2 separate regions of the Homo sapiens genome follow, and region 2 is linked to region 1. Evidence: chromatin contacts called from ENCODE Hi-C or POLR2A ChIA-PET data. All regions are on one chromosome and are shown on one strand. The core of a region is the stretch at or near the end of the contact, and the rest is flanking DNA. Distances in the headings are between cores, read along the strand shown. Region 1 overlaps NRF1 (nuclear respiratory factor 1). Region 2 overlaps UBE2H (ubiquitin conjugating enzyme E2 H).

Evidence for each region. A loop is a pair of places that touch in the nucleus more often than their neighbours do. ChIA-PET counts read pairs that join two places held with the same protein, here RNA polymerase II (POLR2A). Pooled maps may share reads with other maps.
Region 2: a loop to region 1 is called in a pooled map, with 6 times the contacts of the local background. The contact joins two enhancer-like sites. A Hi-C loop is called at or near these places in 2 of 50 pooled maps. POLR2A ChIA-PET finds 5 or more read pairs at or near these places in 3 of 52 experiments (GM12878, activated T-cell and activated naive CD4-positive, alpha-beta T cell).

The regions. Positions count from the first base shown.
Region 1 is chr7:129,663,635-129,666,652 of GRCh38, forward strand. The region is part of intron 2 of NRF1 (nuclear respiratory factor 1); the gene reads left to right. Among named protein-coding and RNA genes, the nearest start is that of NRF1, 53 kb to the left of the region's middle. Within about 2 kb of position 1,542, at least 3 of the 41 ENCODE cell types and tissues checked have a DNase peak (open chromatin) inside an H3K27ac peak, as active enhancers do.
Region 2 is chr7:129,852,339-129,855,356 of GRCh38, forward strand. All of the region lies in intron 5 of UBE2H (ubiquitin conjugating enzyme E2 H), which reads right to left. Among named protein-coding and RNA genes, the nearest start is that of MIR183, 79 kb to the left of the region's middle. Within about 2 kb of position 1,538, at least 9 of the 41 ENCODE cell types and tissues checked have a DNase peak (open chromatin) inside an H3K27ac peak, as active enhancers do.

The sequences.
Region 1 (3,018 bases), core at 292-2,791:
TTCCCAGACGGGGCGGGCGGGCAGAGGGGCTCCTCACATCCCAGACGATGGGCGGCCAGGCAGAGACGCTGCTCACTTCCTAGACGGGGTGGCGGGCGGGCAGAGGCTGTAATCTTAGCACTTTGGGAGGCCAAGGCAGGCAGCTGGGAGGTGGAGGTTGTAGCGAGCCAAGATCACGCCACTGTACTCCAGCCTGGGCAACATTGAGCATTGAGTGAGCGAGACTCCGTCTGCAATCCCAGCACCTCGGGAGGCCGAGGTGGGCAGATCACCCGAGGCCAGGAGCTGGAGACCAGTCCGGTCAACACGGCGAAACCCCGTCTCCACCAAAAATACGAAAACCAGTCAGGAGTGGCGGCGTGTGCCTGGAATCCCAGGCACTCGCCAGGCCGAGGCAGGAGAATCACCGGAGCCCAGGGCAGGGAGGTTGCAGGGAGCGGAGATCTTGGCAGTACAGTCCAGGCTCCCCAAGAGAGGGAGACAGTGGAGACGGGAAAGGGGGAGGGGGAGGGGGAAAGGGAGGGAGAGGGTAGGGGAGAGGGAGAGGGAGAGGGATCCAATTTAAGGTTTTAAAATTTTCTGGGCTACTAAATGACTTAAAGCTGGGCTACATTTTATATCTTTCACTTTCCTGTTTACATTGAACATTTAGCACCATGGTGAAAAGACTTCATATAAACCATGCCTGAATGGGTATGGTATTAGATATTGATCTTAGAAGGTATTTAGAAAAGCTAGACAAGAAATTAATGATGAGGAGTGGCCAAAATACTACATGTTTTGAATATATGCTGTATTTAAGAAGAGGAAGACAGATTCAATGAACAACAACTTTATTACTGTCAGTTACTGTCCACTGTGTATTTCCGGAGTGGTGAATTTAAAAATAAGTCTTAGGGGCAAAACACTTGAAATGTTTGTAAAATATATTTTGTGAAATGCTTATGTGTCCCAGCAGAGGGCATCTTGACATAATGAATCCAGGTCCACTGCTTTTCTATGAAGGAAGATGGTTTTAAGACATGGCTTTGCTGTATTACTGTACTGCTTTGTGATAGTGTTAAGACCAGGCAAAGACTTTAATTTGACCCCTTTGTGTGGCACATGTGGAAAGTGAGACACAGCTGGTAGAAATGACTTCCATTTGATCATTTAATATTCAATTATTGAGGAATTATAATGTATAGTACATATATGTAACCTATGTAGATACTATGCACAAGGCAGGCAAGAGTTTGCTTCTTAGGAGTGCGAAAGGCTTATTGGGGGGAGAAAAGAGTTTGTTTCTGAAGGAGCTTTCATCCAGTGGTGGGGGAGAGCTACCAATAATAAAGTAAAATAATTTGAGAAAGCATTGGATGCTCTGAATAAAATAATGCGGGAAGGTAATGGAGAGAGAAGGACAGCAGATTGCTGCTAGTTTGGGTGGTCTGGGAAGGCTTCTCTGAGGAGGAAGGTTGTGACTGACAGGCAGTTAGGTGTCAGCAAAGGGAAGTGCATTTCAGACTGAGAAACACTGAAAGCAAGGACTTGCAGATGGGAAATGGGAAGGAGGCCAGTGTGGTTGGAGCCTTGTGAGGCAGGCATGAGTCAGACCACCCAGGGCCTAGGGGCTGTGTGTGGTAAGGAATTTCGAGAGGCAGCAGAGCACAGGGCTTACCTGCCCAGGCTCTGGAATCAGGCTTCCTGGGTTGGAATCCCAACTCCACTTAACCAGCGTGGGGATTTTTCTGAGGAGCTGGTCTGTAGCATTCATCATATCTGAAAGGTGACCCAGAAAAGGTAAATGACCATTCACTATATTGTGTTGCCTGTCAGAAACACTTCTAATTCTCTGCAGCACAGACAGCCCCTGATTATTGTTGATTTTCAAGAAAAAAAAGTTTATTTGTAGTGCAACTAAACGAAATCTTCAAGTAATAAAAACAATATCTCAAGTTGGTTGACCTCTTTTAGTATCAATCACCAGTATGTTGTTTGTTGTTGTTGTTGTTGTTGGTTTTTTTTGAGACAGGGTTTCACTCTGTTGTCCAGACTGGAGTGCAGTGGTACAATCATGGCTTACTGCAGCCTCAACCTCCTTGGGCTCAGATGATCCTCCCACCTCATCCTCGTGGACAGGTGCACGCCACCATGCCCAGCTAATTTTTTAAATTTTTGCAGACATGCCGTTTTGCCATGTTGCCCAGGGCTGGTCTTGAACTCCGGGGCTCAAGTGATCCTCCTGCCTTGGCCTCCCAGAGTGTTGGGATTACAGGCGTGAGCCACTGGGCCTAGCCCTAGAGGACTTCTTTTTAAACAAAATTGGATTTATTATTTCATTTTCTTTGAAATGATAAAGGATAGGTTAATAAAGAAGTGGAGAAAGATTCACGTGGTCTATAGACGTAATTAATATCTTGAGAGTGATAGTTTTGGTAAATTGTGCAGCAAGTAGAAAATACTTGAATATTTGAATCATATGGAGAAGTATCAAGATTGACATAACAAATGCATGTGCACCCACTGCCCAGCTTTGTCAGTTATTACTGCTTTCACATGTTTGCATCAAATGTTTTTTAAGAAATAAAAAGTACAGATATGGTTGAAATTCTCAGTGGAACTCTTTCTAATCCTGCTCCCTTCCCTCCCTCCCTCCACTGGGGTAACCAGTATTCTAGATTTGGTCTTTGTCATTCTCTTGCATTTGTCTATATTTGCTATTATGTGTCTGTATGATTAAACAATATTTAGCATTGTTTTGCATGTGTTAAATTTTATATTAATGGTATCACTCTGATACTATGTTTCTGTAATATGTTTATCTCGTTCAACATTTTTCTGAGATTCACCCATGTTGATAATGTGGCTGTTTTTAACTGTTATATGGTATTCCATTCATTATCTGAGTATTTCTTTTTCTGTTGTTGTTTTTTGAGATGGAGTTTCACTCTGTTGCCCTGGCTGGAGTGCAGTGGCACGATCTCTGCTCACTGCAACCTCTGCCTCCTGGGTTCAAGCAATTCTCCTGCCTCAGCC
Region 2 (3,018 bases), core at 288-2,787, 190 kb after region 1:
TGCCTGTAGTCCCAGCTACTCGGGAGGCTGAGGCAGGAGAATGGCGTGAACCCGGGAGGCGGAGCTCGCAGTGAACTGAGATCGTGCCACTGCACTCCAGCCTGGGCGACAGAGCGAGACTCCGTCTCAAAAAAAAAAAAAAATTTGTATCTCTTGCCTAATCTCAAAGTCCTTGAAGTATTCCTTCTGTTGTAGTCAATTTTATTTGCCTGTTACTAACTCCCCAGATAACTCTAGGGGAAGACTTTTCCCAAATGTTGATTTTTCTCTCCAGCAAAATAAGAGTAGAAGTATCTAGTCCACTGGCTAGCAACCCTAAGAGTGAAAATGTAAACTGCCCAATTTCATAAGAAAATTGTCTTCCACCTCACTTCTCCACAACTTTTTTTTTTGTTTGTTTTTTTGAGATGGAGTTTTGCTCTTATTGCCCAGGCTGGAGTGCAATGGTGCAATCTGGGCTCACTGCAACCTCCGCCTCCCGGGTTCAAGCAATTCTCCTGCCTCAGCTGTCCGAGTAGCTGGAATTACAGGTATGCGCCACCACGCCTGGCTAATTTTGTATTTTTAATAAAGATGGGGTTTCTCCATGTTGGTTATGGCTGGTCTCGAACTCCCGACCTAAGGTGATCCGCCTGCCTTGTCCTCCCAAAGTGCTGGGATTACAGGCATGAGCCACCGTGCCCAGCCTACAACTTAATCCATCATATAAATAATTTACGAAGGCAGTCAAAGAATGAGTAAAATGAAAGCTGGAGAGAGAAACACATTTGCAGGGATCAAGCATGCCTGGTCCAGAAGGGTGGGATGAGAGAGAGATTAAAGCTGTATCGCAGTGAAGGCACCTGGGCCCCCAGGAGTGCAGGGTGATAAGCCAACTACAGATAAAATATATTTTGGAGAAAAAAAGGAAAACTGGAAAATAGAAGAGTGCTTAAAAAGCTACCTGTGGCTTAATGAACTCTCCTATCAGTCCTTAAAATTAATTTGTTTTGAAATGGAAATCCAGATCCCCTTGGCTACATTTTATGTTTCTCAGAGCTTCTGTCACTGCTGTCTGGAAGAGCAGGAAGGGATGCAAAAAAAAAGATGCTATCATGCAGGAAGCCAAAATCACTTTGGTCATCTGCTACTTTCTGTTTAATGTCATAACAATAACAATAGATAACTTCATACTTGATAACTTCATACTGATGGCAAGCATCTTACAAAATTAATCCGATTCCTCACTATAATTAGCTCTCTTGTAAGGTTAAATAATACAAAATTAAAAATTACTGGGTGAGTAAACCACAATTATACCAATTTTGAACTCTGAATAAACAAATTGCACATACACTTGGCAAAGAGAAAACAGGATAAGAACAGAAGCAATGAGTCAACTGGCTTACCAGAAATCAATGGCGGGGAAGGGTGTGAGGGGACAGAGGACTAAATTTACTGCTAACATGAATGTTGTTTAATATCAGGCTATGATTAACATACATCTGAAATTTCAACTGTGAATTGTTGTTACGCTACAAATATGTATACCCACAGAACAGTACATGTCCTGGGGCAAGGTAAATGGCAGGAAATTTCACAATCCACTCCCTGCTCCCTCATCGAATCTACAGCAGAGGAAAGTGTTGAAACAAGTTTTAGGTGCCAGGCTTAGCCTTTTGCTTTTCAGTTGAATATTTATGTTGACACGCCAACTTTCTCCTATTAGTTATTTAGTGTTAGTTTTTTTTTTTTTTTTTTTTTTGGCGGGGCAGGGGTTGGCGGGGGCAGTCCTTTGAACTAAGATTCTCTCAGGAACCACTGCAGGAAATGAAGTGATTCAGAACTCACCAATTATGAACTAACCTTCAATGCCAGAGGCTTTAACAGTTTCTAATAAAAATTCAGTTCAGATCTCAAGTTCAGATAAGTCTGAAAAAACACTTCAAGGTCATCTGAACGAACATATTCTACCAGTACTTTATATAATTGTATTTACCTGTTCCTAAAACTTTCCGTGAAAGAAATGTTGAATTTTCTTCAGAAATAGTTTTGAGCAAAATGTCAAAACAATTCTCCCATGCTCAGTGTACTTTTGACTATACTCTGAAAATATTTCTTCTTGTTTTCCTGCACTTACCTGTTAGTGTGCTCACACTCCTGTATTATGGAACATGTTCAGTAACTCATACACATGTAACACAGAAGTCTGCTTTCAGTTCACTTGGACCAACGTGGTTTAACTCTTGCTGCTTATTAAATGCTTTGCAAGCTAATGTAAGTACACTAACATTTTATAAATGTGATGAAAACTTACTCATGTTGGCCACTTTACAAAGTAGTCTATCAGTCCTCAAATAGTTAAACATATTATCCAGCAATTTCACTCCTAGGTATATACCCAAGAGAAATGCAAACATGTCTACACAAATACTTGTGCACAAATATTTATAACACTCATAATAGCCAAAAGACAGCAATAACCCAAATGTCTATTATCTGACAAATAATGTGGTTTATCTACACAATGAAATATTATTCAGCCATAAGAACTTCCGATACATGCAACACGGATCAACCTTGAAAACATTATGCAAAGTGAAAAAAAAAACAGTCACAAAAGACCACATATTATATAATTACGTTTCTAAGAAGTGTCCAGAAAAGACAAATCCACAGAAACAAAAAGCAGATTCGTGGTTGCCTAGGGCGAATAGTTAAAGGGTACACATTTATTTTTGAGGTGATGAAAATGTTCTAAAATTGACTGTGGTGATGGCTGCATATAACTGAATGTATTAAAAACTACTGAATTACACACTTTAAATGGGTGATTTGCATGTCTGTGAATTATAATTCAGTGAAACTGTTATTTTTTTAAAAAACCTGTTCTGAGACATGAAGTACTTGACAGTCAGCAAACATCTTTCACAAAGCTTTTCTGGTCAATGGTAAAAGCTTTAGCAAAACTAAACATCAATTTACTTCATTGTAATTGGAACCAGATTGCAGTATTTTGATATGTACATTTTTAAGATG